Regions from separate parts of the Mus musculus genome. Here region 2 is linked to region 1. The links are chromatin loops, found by intact Hi-C in ENCODE. Cell type or tissue: left cerebral cortex. All regions are shown on one strand. Links, peaks and the distances in the headings refer to the core of each region. The heading gives the core; the rest is flanking DNA.

Evidence for each region. A loop is a pair of places that touch in the nucleus more often than their neighbours do. Peaks named below come from ENCODE experiments on the same cell type or tissue, not always from the same donor. Only the 100,000 strongest peaks of a DNase experiment are listed, where the experiment ranks them.
Region 2: it touches region 1 in a loop (5-fold over the local background); 3 of 42 quality-filtered maps call a loop at or near these places.

What each region holds. Positions count from the first base shown.
Region 1 is chr7:66,056,173-66,065,517 of GRCm38, forward strand. Snrpa1 (small nuclear ribonucleoprotein polypeptide A') reads left to right here and starts at 4,164. Exons shown (of 9, transcript NM_021336.4): 1 at 4,164-4,520; 2 at 5,952-6,099; 3 at 7,595-7,673. The coding sequence starts at 4,439. In left cerebral cortex, for the core only: no CTCF peak of the experiment used is centred there; a DNase peak (open chromatin) is centred at 4,338; H3K4me3 peaks cover 2,123 bases; H3K27ac peaks cover 913 bases.
Region 2 is chr7:65,299,462-65,308,806 of GRCm38, forward strand. Tjp1 (tight junction protein 1) reads right to left here. Exons shown (of 27, transcript NM_001163574.1): 23 at 6,909-7,075; 24 at 3,283-3,757; 25 at 1,605-1,822; 26 at 209-352. Among named protein-coding and RNA genes, the nearest start is that of Tjp1, 67 kb to the right of the region's middle. In left cerebral cortex, for the core only: no CTCF peak of the experiment used is centred there; no DNase peak of the experiment used is centred there.

The DNA.
Region 1 (9,345 bases), core at 642-8,641:
ATGGAATCTCTATCTCTAGATCCCTCAGTCCTTCCAGAAGACTCCTTGAGCTCTGTCTAATGTTTAGTCAGCTTCTGAGTGGAGCCTCTCAGAGGACAGTTATGCTAGGCTCCTGACTGCAAGTATTGTTGATAGTGTCCTGGATTGGTTCTGGCCCAGGGGATGAGTCTCAAGTTGGGTCAGTTATTGGTTGGCTATTCCCTCAGTCTCTACTCCATCTTGGTCCCTGAATTTCTTGTAGGCAGGACAAATTTTGGGTGGAAGATTTTGTGGGTGGCTTGGTGTCCTTATCCCTCCACTGGAAGGACACAGGAGGCAGCCACTTCAGGTTCCATATCCCTCACCACTAACTAGGATTCTCAGCTAGAGTCACTCTCATAGACTCCCTAGAGCCTCCCCTGTCCCACATCTCTGGCACATCCTAGAAATGCCCTACCCCACCCCACTCAACCCTGATTTTCCTTCACTCTCCCAGCCCTCTCCCTGGCTCTCCCTACACCTGATTCCCATACCCACCTACCCACCCCCATCCCCCTCCTTATCTCCAAAGAATGTTTTTAGATATAAGATGTAGCTAAGATTTATATTTAAAAACTATAAAGAACAAGAATAACCAAAGATATGAGAAAAAGTGAAGCTTGAGTGTTCTTTTATAAAGCATGTATTATTATTAAGACAGTATGATATTATGCCAGTAAACCCATAGAACAGAATGTCTAGTCCAAAAGCTGAGCTTCATGAGTTTGGACACTTGATTTTGACAAGAGTGGCTTTGAAGAGCTAAATAGAAAGAATGGTCTTCGAATATGGTGGTAACTTAATTTTCAGATGGTGCCTCAGTTAGGGTTTTATTGCTGCGACCACAGCAATTCTTATAAAGGACAACATTTAATTGGGGCTGGCTTATAGTTCCACGGGATTAGTTCATTATCACCATGGCAGAAACATGGCAGCATGCAGGCAACATGGTGCTGGAGAAGGAGCTGAGAGTTCTACATCTTGATTTACAGGCAACAGGAGAGTGTGCCATAGTGGGCATAGCTTGAGCACAGGAGATCATAAAGCCTGGCCCTACAGTGACACATGTCCTCCAACAAGGCTACAAGGAAGTGCCAGGGGCAGGCTTGTTAGAGAGAATAACCTGGAAACTGGTCTTGTTTGGGAGTAACCTAGGAGTAATGCTAGATGCTGACTTGTTAGTTAACTCGAGTTCAACCTTAGGTCAGGCTCTCTAAGATGGAGTCTAAACCCAGGATCTGGTCTCTCGATATCAGTGTTGGGTGAGTGGTGTGGTGGTTTGAAGATGCTTGGCCCAGGGAATGGCACTATTAGGAGGTGCAGCCTTATTGGAGGAAGTGTGTCACTGTGAGGGTGGGTTTTGAGACCCTCTTTCTAGCTGCCTGAAGACAGTCATCTCCTTTTTGCCTTTGGAACAAGATGTAGAACTCTCAGTTCCTCCAGCCCCGCGTCTGCCTGGATGCTGCTGTGCTTCCCTGCCCTGATGATAATGGACTGAACTCCTGAACCTGTAAACCAACCCCAATTAAAGGCTGTTCTTTGTAAGTCACCATGCTCATGGCATCATCTCTTCATACCAATGGAAACCATAACTAAGTCAGAAGCTGATATCAGGGACTTGGGAATTGCTGTGATAGGCCTGACACATTTTTGTTTGGAGGAATGTGGATTTGGGGACTTTGGAAGCAGTGAGTTGCATTAAGTGCTCAGTGAGCCATTCCAGGAGGAATATGGAAGACACTGATACTGAGGGTGTTTTCAACTGTGGAGATTGTTCTTATGCTGTTTTGGTGAAGAATGTTGCTGCTTTTTGCCCTTGTCTGAAGAGTCTACCTGAGGCCAGGGGAAAGAGTAAAGAGGCTAAGTAAGGTAAAGGAAGTCTCAGAAAAGCCCAGCATAGACTTTGTCCTCTGGTTTACTCTCACAAAGAGAGTTTTGATCATGTGTAGCAAGCTTAGAAAGGAAAAATACAAAATATATGGTTCAAGTATATTGAAAACTGGCACCATGTAGGGCAATGGAGCTAAATCCTGTGCTCAAGATCAACAGTTTAAGGGAGTAGTAATTTCAGGGCAAGATCCCATCCCAGCTAAATTTATTGTTTATGTGTTTGCAGTTGAACAACAGATAGTTATGCTATTATGACCAGGTTATTGCTTTCATTTGGATATAAGGAGATGTGACTGTGTGTCAAATTGGCATGGGGTGACACAAGCTTTTGGTCTGGATCTTGAGACATAGTCACCATGAAGAGCTTAGGTCCAGGCATGGTGGTGCACACCTTTAATCCTGGCATTCAGGAGACAGAGCCATGCAGATCTCAGAGTTCAAGGTCAGTCTACAGAGCAAGTTTCAGGACAGCCAAGTATTAGGCAGTGGAGTTGAAAACAGAAAGTTGGTGATGATGTAATAGAGGAAGGGGGCCGTGCTCCTGCCCCAGCAGAACTCCGCAGCTTTACCCATGTGGCTCTGCCTTTAGAGTCCAGAATAGAAGGGACTTCTGGTTGGCCCATGATACTGATTAGCTGGAGCAAAGAAATTAGCAGTGACTAAGAAGAGACCAGCATTACTGGAGTGAAATCTTCTGGGAAGTGTGTTCTGAGAGCCCAAAGAAAATGTGTTCCAGAGATAGTCAAGGTTGTACCTCATGCTGCAGCTGGACTTGGTAATGTATAAGAATCACCCAGGTGATGCTAGTTTTGAAGGCACAAAGGGATTACGAACAGCAGCTGAGGCTTGGCACTGTGAGAGGCCAGGGATGGTCACTGGTGAAGGTGTAGCCTCAGTTGGAGTTGATGGCCCAGGGCTGAAGGGGTCACCACTACATAAACTCACTCCAATAATCCTAGCACATGAAGATGGAGGCAGGAGAGTGAGCTGTTCAAGTTCCTTCTCAGGTCAGTCATTCCATGACTCAGCAGGTAAGAGAGTGTGTACAGCTCTTTCAGAGGACCAGAGTTCAGATCCCAGCAACCACGTGTAACCCCGACTTCAGAGTATCTGGCACCTCTGGCCTTTGTGGGTATCTGCACTCATGTGCCCAAAACCACAGAGATATAACAAATAATTTCTAAAAGTATTTTTAAGAGTGTTTTCTGCTCATGCTGAGGACCAGGGGTTGACTTCTAGCACACATGTCCAAAGGATCACAACGGCCAGCTCCAGGGAATTTTAGGCTGAAGCCTCCCCTGCACCTATACACAGGTGGGCATGTACATTAATTAGTAAGCTATGATTTAAAAAAAATACGCATATGATTTCGTGCATTTAAGGCTTGGCACTGTGAGAGGCCAGGGATGGTCACTAGTGAAGGTGCAGCCTCAGTTGGAGTTGATGGCCTAGGGCTGAAGGGGTCATCACGTATACACAGGTGGGCATGTACATTAATTAGTAAGCTATGATTTAAAAAAATATGCACATGATTTTGTGCATTTAAGCCTTTGGAGACAGAGGCCAAGGCTCTGCAGGTATATTGTATTCACTGTGGGGCACTCATCACATGGCAATTTCTGATATGTGTATTCCCCTGCACTTCGTATGAATTTTTTTGGTGTTGTTTGTTTGCTTGAGATAGAGTTTCTCTGTGTATCCCTGGTTGTTCTGGAACTGGCTCTGTAGGCGAGGATGGCCTCTATCTCCGAGATCCACCTCCTTCTGTCTCCAAACTGCTAGGATTAAAGGCATTCTCCATCACAGCTAGTCAATATGAATATCACTTATGGTTTATTTTATTTGTGTGTGTGTGTGTGTGTTTGCGGTTGCCGGTGTCTGAGGAGGCTAGAAATGGACGGCAAATCCCCTGAGGCTGAAGTTACAAGCAGTTGTCAGGTGTCCAGACGGATATTGGAATGCCAACTCAAGTCCGTTACAAAAGTTGCAAGTGCTCTTAACCTCTAAGCCACCTGACCAGCGCTTTGGTATGAACACCTAAATGTCTACAGGCTACAAGTTCACCCTCAAGCTTTAAGGTGACTGTACCAGGTCAGAAGGGTTCTGTTTTAAGGCAATCCAGCCTACGGGTCCTGCCCCTTACCTGCGGAAGCCCAAGTTAGACATTTAGGAACTTGACTTTCAGGAGACTTCACAGTCTCCGCCCCTTGTTGGGTGGAGAAGGGAGAGTAGTCCCAACTACCCCTCCCTTGAGGTTCACTGACGTGAGACAGAGCATCCCTCGCGTGTTCTTATCTTTTGGATTAAAAAAACTGGAATCTGGGCTCCCCACACTCCCAGGCACGCTCAAGCCCAGAACCCAGAAGCAAAGACACGGGGGCTACGTCTTCGATTGCTTTAGCCTGGCGGTCGAGCTGCGCGGGGATACGATTGGTGCTGTCTGGCGGCGAGGCGCGGTGCACTGTGGGACACGGCACTGGCGGGAGGCGCAGGCTGGTGTCGGAGGTGAGGGTCCGCGGGCTGCGACAGGATGGTGAAGCTGACGGCGGAGCTGATCGAGCAGGCGGCGCAGTACACAAATGCCGTACGGGACCGTGAACTGGACCTCCGGGGTGAGTTAGACGGAGCGCGGGCTGTGTTCCGGCCCCGGCGCGTGGCTGCGGGAAACCAGCCCCGCCGCGTGCGCAGAGGCTGGAGCCTGGCCCGTGGGCCTCCACCCGGGCTGGGCGCCTCCGATCCACCGTCCCGCAGGGCCCTTTGGGGCTGTTTGTTACCGGCGTTCCGGCTAGCAAACACGGCGCCTCGATTCCTTCCCCGGACCGTACTCACTAGGCATTGCCCCGCTCATCGAGCAGCTTTAACTGTTGGAGGACTAGGAAAATAGAAAACGCTACGGACAGGCCGGCTGCTGGCTGGTGTTTTTTGTTTGTTTGTTTGTTTGTTTGTTTGTTTGTTTTTTAGCAAAAGCGTTAATGTGGCACCTGAGGGTAGGGTGGATATGTACCAGAGTTACCTTAATTGCCCCAATAATTCCGGTTTGGTTTTGTTCATTTGTTTTTGAGACAACGTCTCGTGTATTCCGAGCTGACTTCAAACCGTTATATAGTTAAGGTTTATCTCGAACTTCGGACCCTCTTGCCTCCACTTCCTGGGAGCTGGGTTTAAATGCCTGCACCACGTTTATATGGTGCTTTGGATGAGCCCAGGGTTTCATGTCTGTCAGGAAAGCACTCGCGCTACTGAGCCAGACCCGCAGCCCCGGATAATTTGGTGTTTTCAAGATTGAGCTGTTTGACCGTGGCATAATGGTCACTTCTGTGTGTGGGGTGGCGGAACTCACCTGTTCAGTTCTGACAGAAGTAGCACTTGATTTTTAAAACATAGAACTGAGAGGTAATCGTTAACTATTCAGGAGATGGCTTTGGAAGGGGTTAAGATTATAAGACTGTGACCAGAGGCAATCAAAGTCTCGGGGGCGCTGTGCACTGCCATTTTTGAAAGTTTCTTCCTGCCTATGGGAAATCCTAGTGTTCTTTGTGTTTGTTGAATGAAATTAACTTTCTTGGAGAAAAGTCCGGTTCAGGAGCATCTGGGTCCTTTCACTGTCTTGGCACAGTTTTGATGTCTGCTGTCTCTCTGAAAACCGTGCAGTCTGGAGAATGCTTATTCTGCTACCATATCTTTTATTGCACTCCTTCACAGCTGGGTTGTGTCCTTCCTTATAGTACCTAGCTCAGTGACGAATGTGAATACCTCATAGACGTTCTTAATAAACCATGGGCACCAATACTAGTAAATATGCCCATCTGTTCTTCCTCTTGCCTTCAGCCTCTTCAGTTTTACTTCAAGCTTTGTAGCACTAAGGCCTCCACTTAACCCTTTCGTCATTTACCTTATTTTTGTTCAGTGCACGGCATGGTGCTAGTGCCTGGTTAATACTTCCCGAATGGGAGCGCTGAGTCAAATTCCATCACATACTCCTGCGATTTTCAGGACTTTTCATTTATATTAATATTTGTTGTATGTATGTTTTCCCTCTACAGGATATAAAATTCCGGTTATTGAGAATCTGGGTGCCACCTTAGACCAGTTTGATGCTATTGATTTTTCTGACAATGAGATCCGGAAACTGGACGGTTTCCCTTTGTTGAGAAGACTGAAAACATTATTAGTGAACAACAACAGAATTTGGTGAGTGACTGCTAGTGAGAATACTTTCTTCCCTTAAGTAAGTGTTCTAATGTACCCTGAAGATAATGGGGTTTTGGTTGTTGTTTTGTTTTGTTTTAATGTATATTAGTTTTTTGCTTGCAGGTACCACACACCCTCCTAGTGCCTCTGGAGGCCAGAGGAGGGCCTTGGCTTCTCTGGAGCTAGGTTTACAGATAGTCCTGAGCTGCTCCAGCTGTAGGAATAGAATCTGGGTCCTCTGGAAGATCAGCCAGGGCTCTAAGTTGCTGAGCCACCACTCCAGCCTGCCCATGTGTCTTAAAGGGAGAAATGAATAGAGCCCTTTTCCTAAGAGGTTGGAGATTAACTTGGGCATTGGCCTGACCTTACTTGCTACTCTTCAGAAATCTTTAATATTCGTAACTGACATTAAACTTTGAATTTGAAGCATTGTGCTATGTCAACAAATCAGATTTTAGAGTAGTCATCAATAGCATCATAATTAAAAAGATTTATAAAGGCCATGTGTAGTGGTATCTGCCTTTAATCCTAACACTCTGGAGTCTGAGGCAGGCTGATCTCTGAGTTCAAGGACAGCCTTGTTGACAGCAAATTCCAGCCAGGGCTACATAGTGAGACCCTGTCACAGTAAAAATCTTTTTATGAAATAAAGTTACTTTTCACTGAGTACCTATACCTCATCCACTATGCTGGTTTTGGTTTTTGTAGTTGGTTTCTACAATATAATTCTGTGAAATTAAGATCATATTTGTTTGTATGAGTGGGGTTTCTCTGTGAGCCCTGGCTGTCCTGGAACTCACTCTGTAGACCAGGCTGGCCTCAAACTCAGAGATCTGCCTCCCTTTGCCTTCTGAGTGCTAGGATCAAAGGCGTGCACTACCACCACCCTGATGGCAAAGCTTTCATTAAGAAAAGGACCATTGGCTGGAGATAGGACTCTAGTTAACAGCACTGGCTGCTGCTTTTCCAAGACCAGCGTGGCAGCTTGAAACTCTAGTTCCAGGGAATTCAAGGCCCTTTTCTGACTTCCACAGGAGCCAAGCACGTAGTTGCTATGCGGCATAAGTGCATACACCCATACACATAAAAGCACTGAGTAGTGTTTTTAGGGAGAAGCCACTTTCATGATTAAACATTTTCTCTGATGAATGTCTTACCCCAGTTCTCTAAATCCAAAATTATTGGGTTTTGAGTTTTCTGAACAAGAAATTGTAAATTGGCTAAGTAGTTTTTTCCTACCCCGGAGTCTCACCTTCCCTTGGGTTGCACTAGACTACTCGGCAGTGAAAAGCTCAGAAGGCATGGGTTTCTGAGGTCATCCCATCCCTGTCACTGACCCTGTGCCTCAGACAAGACTCCCTCTTGGGTACTTTCCCTGAGATGGAATGTGGGAGATGGGTATTCTATCACTGAAGCGTTAATACTCGAAAAGATGGAGAAATATTAGCTTATTTAACTTTTGTTTTCACTGAGAGCCTCTCTATTTTTATTTTAGCCGTATAGGTGAGGGACTTGACCAGGCTCTTCCCTGTCTGACAGAGCTCATCCTCACCAACAACAGTCTAGTGGAACTGGTAAGTAGAATGGAGAAAGCTCTTTAAGGGGCAAGGTTAAGGATTCTTCCTACTATGGAAAATTACCTCCTACTTCCTCTTTAAGTTTTGTCCTAATTATCTTACTACTTAAGCCTTTATTTATTTATTTATTTATTTATTCATTTATTTATTTATTTATTTATTTATGGTTGTGTTGGTTTCATTGGTTTTCTGGGAATTGGCAAGGCGTCTGGATATTTGGAGTAAATGTTCCAGATCTCTTTGCCCACTCAGGTCTGCCTTTTGAGTTTTGATTCTGCTGGGTATCTTGGTAGGAGAGTTTACATTAGGCAATCTAGTTTGTCAGTCACTATTAGCACTTCTGATGTTCTGTTGAAACTCCCCTTCCCCTTTCATGGATTAACAAATTCCCATGTTTGCAGAATTGAAGTGTTCAGTATGGTAGTAATAAAAATGAACGCAGCAGTGAGTTTGCTCTTCTGCTCTGTGCTCCCGGCGGTTGCGCTTCCAGGCTCCCACCAGGAACTTTGGATTCGAGAATGAAAGACACACACACTCAACGTTAGCTTACTTTTGAAATGCCTTGGTTAGCTCAAAGGCTGAGCAGTGCTAATCCTCTGCCTGACTATCATAGATTTCCCTCCAGTACTCCTGACTCAACGTCCTCTAAATCTATGATCTATCTTTGCTGTCGTGTTCCTTCAGGGCATCCCCCTGGTCTTTGCTGCCCAGGACACTTCTGGGCAGCCCTTCCCGGGGCCCAATTCCTTCTCACCTACATTTTGGATGATTTTCCTTCTGCAGCTCTAAATCTGATCTGACTCCCTCTGAAACCTGCTGATTCTCCTCTCTTCTCTCTTTGGTGTCCAAACCTAAGGGGTCTACCCCATCTCCCTTTGCCCAGCCATTGGCAGCTGGCATCTTTATTGATCGATCAAAAAACAAATGGGGACAAGAACCTTCAGCGTTTGGACAGGCAGATTCCTGATTAAATCAAAACATTAGAACCAATCCCTAACAAATGAAGGTGTTAACTTTCTTAGTGGCTTTTTATGTCATAGTGCATTGATATTTTGGATAAGAGGTTAAATTTCATTTTATCTGTTTCTCTGTATTAACATAGCTACTTGCAAGTTCTACAATTGCCCAAGTCTCATGGCATAGTTTAAAGTGCTTACTACCTAAGCACGAAGACCTGGGTTCTAACCCCAGGATCTGTACAAACAAGCAAGCAAGCACGCTGGGCATAATGGGGAGGGAGAGCTAGATCCTTGCGGCTCACTGGTCAGCCAGCCTAACTTATACACACACACACACATGCATACATATATCTGCTGAAAGAGATATAGTAAGATTTTATGTATGATAATAGATTCAATTGCCTGTCTGGAGTTTTGTCAGTTTTAGATCTCTTAATACATACAAGTTTTAAATTTGTTAGTATTTCCAGAAACTAAACCTTTTGAGTAACTTTTTTTGTGACCTCTCTGTGTTAACACTGTTTGACCTTGAGGTTTATATCATGTAATATAATAAACCCCAAACAAGCTATTTTTGGTTAACTGCTTCCATGACAAATTGTTTTCTATCCAGAACTAACTTTCATCTTTGTTGTCTCCTAAAACCTGCAGGTAGGATTCTGTTTTTAATTTTTAGATTTTTTTAAAAATAACTTACTTAATTTCATTTT
Region 2 (9,345 bases), core at 636-8,635, 760 kb before region 1:
AATTGCCAATTATTAAAAGGTAGAAAAGTCTCCACGGTCCCATATGCATTTATAGCATATAAACCGCAGGTTTAAAACACTAGCAATGCTTCCGAGGCCACAGGGACAGAGGGAAGACCTGTTCACACACAGCGTGGGAAGCACCAAGAGCTCAGGCATTAATCAACGACAGTTCCCAAAGCCCAGAGACAGAGTGAGGAGAGCATACCCGACGAGGAGTCGGATGATTTTAGAGCAAAAGACCAACCGTCAGGAGTCATGGACGCACAGTGTGGCAAGCGTAGCTCCACGGGCTTCAGGAACTTGAGGCCATGGGGCCCACACATCACTAGGGGGCTCAGCAGAGTTTCACCTGGAGTCAAGGAGAGAAAGGAGCAACAGAGATGACTGAAGTCTTCCCACGAGATACAGTCAATCCTAGTACACATTTGCTAAAGCCAAATAACATTAGTTCTCCATAGCAGTGCTAAGAAAAATACGGTGGACACTAAAATTATAATTTGTAAGATTTTAATAGATATATTAGAGGAAAAAGAAATGTGACATTCATTTTAATATTTTATCTAACAATGTGGCTGAAAAAATATTTCAACATATAACCAATAGACTCCGTCTCTGATGCCCATTTTACATTTCTAGTACTATAAAATCCCATATAACCAGGGGCTATTAAATTCCAATCCCACCGACTAAGTCTGTAGCACAACATATTCAAAGCACTTTTTGGCATTCCCTGGGGGTTGGGGTGGGGAGGACCTTATTTGGTGTGTGTGTGTGTGTGTGTGTGTGTGTGTGTGTGTGAACGTGCACATGCCATGCTGTGCTAGTGAAGGTCAGAGTGTAATCTGCAGGAAGTCAGTTCTCTCCTTTGATTGTATGGGCGGGCCCCAGGAATCAAAGTCTTATCTCTAGGGTTAGAAGAGGCACCTTTGCGCATTGAGCCATCCTACTAACCTATGCTTTTCATTTTTAAGTGTTTGCTATACATGTGTTTAGGTATTCAAGCAGGGCCAACAATATGAGTCCTACTGTTTTTAAGGCAGAGTACCTCTAGAAAGTGGGTTACAATACCATGTTTAGTGAAATCAAGAACTGCTAAAAGTAATCACACCTCAATTCATCATCTAGGAAGGATCTAGGAAGGCTATGAAAATAATGACATTCTCGGCTTCCTCAAACTGTTCAGAAATATGCTTCCCACCTTCTAAGGACATGCTACTCACTGTGCTGAGTGTTCAATAGTGTTGCCTCCTGAGGTAATAGTTGGCAGGAAGGGCAAAGCCTTCTTGGGTGGGTGATACCAAGATGGATGGGCTTACAAATTTGATTAGGTCAGGCAAACAACCTAGCAGTCATGTGAGAGGCCTGCCGTCGAACACGTACTGCGCCTCCTATGGCCCCCACCCCCCAATCACATGCCAGTGGCACCACTTCTCTGCAGAAGGCTCATTTGAGAGGCCCTCAGTTGTACAAAGAAAATGCTGTGCTTAGCCTAAACCATCCAGGTAGGCTTTCTGCTTCTCCCTGTGGCTGGCCGCCGTACACAGGTACACTCAGGGCTACGCTGGAGTTATTGCAGTGAAGCAGACAATAAGCACACTTACCTTTCTCTTTATCTAAAGGTGGGAGAATGCTATTGTCTCTGCAGACTTTGAAATAGATTTCTTGCTCAATTCCTTCAGGAATGGCTCCTTGTGGGATAATTATACTAACACCGGTTTCTATGGAACTCAACACACCACCATTGCTGTTAAAAATGCCACGAGCTGTAGCCACTACAGTATGACCATCCTCATCTTCATCTTCTTCCACAGCTGAAGGACTGGGGGGTCAAAAATGGCAAGTGAAAATCCTAGTAATACGCAGAGACTTCCCTTTACTGCTGTTACAGTTTAAGTATTTAACCTTATTTCCCTGAACAATTTTGAAGTTCTTTACTTAAACAAGTGAAAAATCTTACTTAGAGGGCTAAGACTATGTATGCCCTTTCAGAAAAAATCAAAACTGCCTTTCTGAAAGTAAAGAATGAGGCTACTATAATTACCAGTGTAATTTCAATGTATCAAACATGGTTCTTTGGTCTCACAGCTACTGTGGGTCTTCGTGAACATCCATGAGGTGGGTATTCTAAATCAGAGTGGCTAACGCTCAGTTGGTTACACAGGAAACAGTGTAGCACAGAAAAGAGCTTTGGAATTTCAGTGCGCACGCGCACACACAGTGCCCGTCCTTGGGACATCCTGAAGCCCAGTGCCCAAGCTGACAAAGGTTTAAAGCCTCCAAGGTTCCAAGGTAAGAAGGTCTGGCATGGTATATCTCAAAGACCCAAAAAGACAAAGGCAGAGGATGAAACTATCAATGAACATTTCAAACTTGGAAGCTAGACGATCAAGACTTTGTGAAGTAAAGTTTTAAGCCACAATTTTAATGTGATAGAAAAGATGTCCTAACAACTTGAAGTATGTGAACTGCAGTCAGCTTCTCTCCAGCATGAGCGCAGGCAGGGTGCAAATGGAAAGGGACCGGCGCCTATTGCCTGATGTGGTAACACAAGGTAGCCACGCATAGCAAGAACCCTGCTACTGACTGACTATGAGAAGGCAGACTGACAGATTGACATAATCATCCTGAGAAGCAGACTCCAGGTGGCCTTCATGGTCCTTGTTTCTACCTGTGAGCGCGTCTCCTTCATGGACGACCTGAGAAAGTCTAAAGGGGCTGAACTGAGTCGCGGTATGTGGAAAGATGGCTCTGTTCAATCACTAAGTAACAAGCAGACAGAGAAAAGCCTGCCTGAGTTAGGCTAAGGTTGACTCGACCATCTTTCTAACTATTGCCTTCAATAGCCATTCTGAGGTCACTACATTCTATTCTTTCCTGCACCCTAGCTGACTAGATAGTAAATGAGGAGTAGATATATCCGTCCATCACACTGGGGCTTTGAGATTAGATGACCACAGGCTTACTTACCCCCCTCTAGATTTATATATGATGCTGGTTGGGCAAACTGGCTTCTGTTCCCTAACCTGAGCTACTGGTGACACAGGGATAATGACAGTACTTACTGATGCTATGTGCTCATTAGCTTTAGAATTTGATTAACACCTTTCACCTCCTGGAGGATGTTCGACTACAGTTAACAGTTCAGTTTACTGGTATAATTTATCATATAAACTACTTCAAACCTATAGCTGCACATCTGTAGTCCCAGCACCTGGGAGATGGGGATCACTCTGCCTTCCCATTTAAAAACAAACAAACAAAGGCAAGTTTGTATCTTACCTCACAGGGACAGCTTTAGGCATGGTGCTGATATTATTCATTTGATATTTAGGCTTATCTGTGTGAACAGAGAAAGTTTCAACTCCACTGTCAAACTCTGGAGGCTGTGTTGAACTATGAGCTTTCATAAGAGTTTTTGGGGAAGTGGGAGTTTTTGAAGACAATTCAGGTTTATGTACAGTTTCACTTGGCAGAAGATTATGGTTGAACTTCGGACTTTCAAATTTGCGTTCAAATGGCCGGGCAGAACTTGTGTACGGCTTTGGTGTGAATCGATTGTACACCGGAGTGATGGTTTTCTGAGTCTGCTCAGCTCCGTTAACTGGAGCTTTGTCTGGGAAACTTTTCTGCGGATAGAAAGTCTGAGGGGGGTCTTCTCGAGTTGGTGGTCTGAAAGTTGCTGGTTTACTCTGAGATGGGGGTGGGTCTGGTTTGGACATATATGAGTTCTGAAAATCCAATGATACTGAGTTGCCTGAAAAACAAACACATACATACATACATACATACATACATACATACATTAAAAAAAAAAAAAACGCTCTGAAAATCATTCTAACAACCCTTTGCTTTCTTTTGGCATTAACATGTCCTAAGGTAAAGTCCTAGGTCCCATGTGATGTTGACAAGTTGGAGTGTAGCTGGTTGCCTCAGATTCAGAAAGAGGCTACGAAAGCACTGGCCACATATGTCTTGAGTAACTCTGTCCCACTATCTACTGAAAATTAGAAACAGAATGGCGGGCTGGTGAGATGGCTCAGTGGGTAAGAGCACCCGACTGCTCTTCCAAAGGTCCAGAGTTCAAATCCCAGCAACCACATGGTGGCTCACAACCATCCGTAATGAGATCTGACTTCCTCTTCTGGAGTGTGTGAAGACAGCTACAGTGTATTTACATAAAATAATAAATAAATCTTAAAAAAAAAAAAAGAAACAGAATGGCAATTTTGATGATATGAAACCCATCAGTATTGCAAACTTATCCTTAACCAAAGCATTTAAAAAAAAAAAAAAAAGGCACAGCAGCTACACACTAGCTGTACTGGCTGTGTGTCAGCTGACACAGCTGGAGTTATCACAGAGAAAGGAGCTTCAGTTGAGGAAATGCCTCCACGAGATCCAGCTGTAAGGCATTTTCTCAATTAGTGATCAAGGGGGAAAGGCCCTTGTGGGTGGTGCCATCTCTGGGCTGGTAGTCTTGGGTTCTGTAAGAGAGCAGGCTGAGCAAGCCAGGGGAAGCAAGCCAGTAAAGAACATCTCTCCATGGCCTCTGCATCAGCTCCTGCTCCCTGACCTGCCTGAGTTCTAGTCCTGACTTCCTTCAGTGATGAACAGCAGTATGGAAGTGTAAGCTGAATAAACCCTTTCCTCCCCAACTGCTTCTTGGTCATGATGTTTGTGCAGGAATAGAAACCCTGACTAAGACACTAGTAGAAGATACTTTAAAACTGTCTAAGTGGTCATCAGTATTAATCCTCTGTGCAGAAGTGAAGAACACCTGCCTCTGTGTAAATCGCCAAGCACTGTGTAATAAGACACTAACCTAACCATTGGGGAAATAGAAAATAAAAATAAACTAATCGTTAAAGATCATATCACAACCAGGGAATGGGCAAACCTGACAAATGGGGCAACTCAAGTGTCCATAGATGTGGAGAGCAGCAGGGACAGGGCTACACTCTGCCGGAGCGGTGGCGACAAACAGAACCACTGAACTGCTATCAAGTCACAAAAAAGGAACACTGGTGGGAAAATGTCGGTTTTTTGTTTTGTTTTAAAGATAAAGGAAAAGAAAAGCTATGTTCTCTTTTACAGAACTAGTACAACACTGATAACAAAATCAGACAAAGCCATTTCCAGAAAACTATGAATCTAAATTCTTCATGAGCACAATAATATAACCACATTAAGATAATAAGAAAAATCAGATGATCCTGATAATTTGAGAAGTAAATATTTTTAATTTTAAAGACTCCTCCTCCCTGAGACAGGGCTTTTCTGTGTAGCCTTGGGTGTCCTGGAACTTGCTCTATAGATCCGCCTGTCTCTGCCTCCCAAGTGCTGGATTTTTATTTTATGTGTATGTGAGTGCAGATGCATGTATGTGTGTTTCCCACATATGTGCCCAGTGCCTGTGTTGGCCAGATTATGATGTTGGATCTGGAGTCAGTCAAGGGCTGCCTGATGTGGTGCTGGGAGCCAAGCCCAAGCCCGCTGTAAGAGCAGCAAGTGCTGATAACCACTGAGCCGTCTCTCTAGCTCACAAGAGAAAAACACTCAACAAAAGGCTTTCAGCAAACTAAGACTAGAGACAACTCCTAACTGTGATAAAAGGCACCTATTAAAACAAATCAATACCAACAAAACCTTCTAGCTGGCATCACTTAGGGAAAACAAATCTTCCTTAAGGAGGGGAATCAGCAAAAGATGCCTGTTTAAACATTTGTTTTTCTTCCTTTGGTAGGTCTCTTAATTGTGTACGGAATTTGCTGTGTAGCCAGGCAATGGTGTTGTACACCTTTAATCCCAGCAATCAGGAGGCAGAGGCTGGTAGATCTCTTGAGTTCAAGGCCAGTCTGGTCTAGAGTCAGTTCCAGGACAAAATAAAATGCTGTTTAGCCCAGGCTAGCCTTTGTCTCTGAAGTGCCAGAACTAAAGGCACGTACCACCACATGCATCTCTAAGTATGGGTGAGCTATGTATACAGTAATTGGTTTGTTTCAAGAATGCCGCCCTCCAACAGGTAATAGATAGGTACTAACAAATGTCAAGAAGAGAAAAATTTTATTCTATTAGGGTAGAATATTATCTAGCTATTCAAATGAGTAAGCTGCATCCATTGAGATTTTACTGAAAGATGAAAAGACATTTTCTGTGTAAAACTGTATGGCTTTCTTATGTTTCATATTTTAAGATGGAGCATAACAAGTCTTATAAGACACTATTCAAATATTTAAAATGACATCTTATTTAGCATGTGTGAGTGTGTTCGTACCACTGAGAGTGTACGATGTCAGCAGAAAAGTGGCTGGAATCAGTTCTTTTCTTCTACCATGCAGGTTCCAGGGCTGGACTTCACATCAGGCCCAATGAAGCAATTTAACCTGCTGAGGCATCTCTATGGCCCTTAGATATTTAAACTGAGGCACATCAATTATCAGGTACTGCTTTCAAGATGTGGAAATTGATATAAATTTATGTTTTAAAAAAAAATACCAGGGGTTGGGGGGGGTGTTTTGACAAAAATCCATTTAGCTACAAGGCTCATGCAATATAACAGTCATTTAAATAAACAGAAGGTAACACACAACACACTTTCTTTCTTTTCTGTGTGAGTTAGTATGCAGTCCTAGCTGGCTAGGAACGTATTATACAGACTAGGGTGGGTAGTCTCAAACTCAGATTCAAGGCCTCTGCACTAGGATTAAAGACATGAGCTACCAGGCCGAAATAACATACATTTTTGACAAAAACCTTTACTTTTCACTGTTACCAGCCCAAGCATTTTTTGAACTTAAAAAAAAAAAAACAAAAACATTAAAGTCACCTAAGCTTCAAAACTGTGAGAATTTAACTTCATAACCATTACTCTATTATAGTAATATATCAATGTCTTAACTTCCTACCTTCACCCTGGGCGCCCTTGGAATGTATGTGGAGAGAAGAGCTGGACAGAGGTGGAGCTGGCTGGCTGTACTGTGAGGGCAACGGAGGAGGAGGAGGCGTGGCCTGGGCTGGATCATAACGTTTCTCACTGAATGATCTATCCACAGCATCAGTTTCGGGTTTTCCCCTATTTAAAGGAAAAAGAGAAGAAGTTTCAATGCTGGAAAAATGAACCCCATCGCAAAACTGCTGCTGTTTCTTTAAAAAAAAAAAAAAGTATCTAGAAATGTCACAATTTCACAATTTCTTCTCATGAGTATAGGTAGCAACTCTACCAAAATATACAAACAAATTCATCAGCACAAGAAATGTCAAGACAGCACAGATACTTGAAGAATATTAGTAAAACATCCAGGAGATATCTATTAAAAGGCGGATGAAATTTTGGGTATACTTTTAATATTTGTGATATTTATAAAAATAGTAGATTTAAGGAAGTTTTGCAAATATTTTGAGAAATGTTATTTTGGCACAAACCTTCCTTAAACTAACTTCTAATTTTGTATCTCAGGTACAAAATCTTGGTGTCAAGCATACTCAAAGCACCATAAAACACGGTGTCACAGACCCAATGCTGGCAAGCTTTTCCAGTGAAGAGCCAGATAAAAGGACTTGCCTTTCTGAGCCATAGGGTTTCTGCCACAGCTATTTGACTTAGCTGTTACCAGGCAAAATTAGACATAGTCAGTCAATGGACAGGCAGGGTTGTGTTCCAGTAACACTAGAAAAACAGGGCATCTTTAAAATCTGCCCTGGTTTCCTGCTCTTTTGCTCTGTTTAACGACTGCTGGAGTAGCAGGCACTACTTACTTTATAAGGCTTGTCTAGTAAAAATTGTGCCATGTACCCTTAGGTTTTCAAATTTGCCAATTGTTAATAAGTAACACATAGAATTTAAACAAAGGAATCTAAATAGACCCATAATTGCAACCCTGCCACCTGAGCCTTACTGCAGAGTGCCAAGCTGCCTGGCATTATGTGCACAGACAATAACATGGATTTGAAATGTGTATTTGTTTTCATACAATATTTATTGAAAATAATCTAGTTTTATGAACAGCATCAAAATTAGCTGGTACCTTGCTTACACGTATTTAGACTTCAATGTTAGAAGACAGCATTAAGATCTGAAAGTGCACATAATGCCAACGACACAGTGAGGGACATCTCATGGAACAGCCTCACATCAATGCCAGCCAGTCTTACCACTTGATGTTCCTTTTCAAGTAGTCATAGCTAGTGTAAGAGCCAAGAAATCTAGGTGATGGCAAAGCAAGCGCAATAGAAAAATGAAAGAAAACGGTCAATCTAACTAAGATTTACAGCAAATAGAACTCAAATGTCATTTAAAATATTAACCAACATCTATAATCTTAACATAGCCTGCTTCATAAAAGAACATACTACTCACTCTCACATAGCCAACGGAATCAGCAATAGTATTAACCAATAATTAACTTAGTTATATCCTACCCCCACACGTATCTGTGTCCTCACACTGCCTTCTGTGTCCTCAGCTCACCTATGCCGCAGCAGCAGCTAATGGTGAGCAGAGAAATGAGCCAGAATAAGGTACAGCTCAGCGTCAGGGCACTTGCCCATCACATCTCAGGTCCTGGGCTCAACACCCAGCAGCACTCAAAAATAAAAGCAAAGAGTCACTGGATGGTGGCGGTTTGTGCCTTTAATCCCAGCAAAGGCAGGCATATCATAAACCCAGACTGGACTACACAGAGAAACCCTGCCATGAATAACAAAACAAAACAAAACAGAAAGTAACGAAGTAAGACAATAAGCAATTATCAAATAATAATCAACAAATCATGAATAAATAAAGCCCAATTTAGAAAAAGAAAAGGTTGGGCAAAAGAAATGGCATAAGTAAAGACAGGAGAAGGGCCACACGTCTCTTGACTGGCAGGTATTCTGACCCCTTATAAAGACAAACTGGCAAATGAAAACATGTGGACCTTTCGAGCATGGCCATATCAATGGCGTTCTTTTCTTTTCTAGCAAGCCCTCCAGTCGTAAGCTAAATCTTGCGGTGGGAAGATGCTTATTTGTAAAGCTGCCACACACAACACGCTCACCATGAACAACAAACAACTGCCTGCCACCCATCTCTCTCCTGCATTTAGTTCTCAGAAAGCAAAATGGTAAAAGAGACAGACAGACACTACTTCATTCAATGGCAAAGCTTCCCTGCGAGAACCACTGCTAGCACAGGATCCTCCCAGACCTGCCGACTAGCAGTGGGTGGATGACACTGTACCCTGTACTGAGTGAGCTCCATCAAATCAATAAATGCCGGGTTCCAGGCAGTGTTCTAGACCCCATTGGAACGTTATGTAACACAAATAACTAAATTTTCACTCTTAAAAAAAATCCAATTAACAT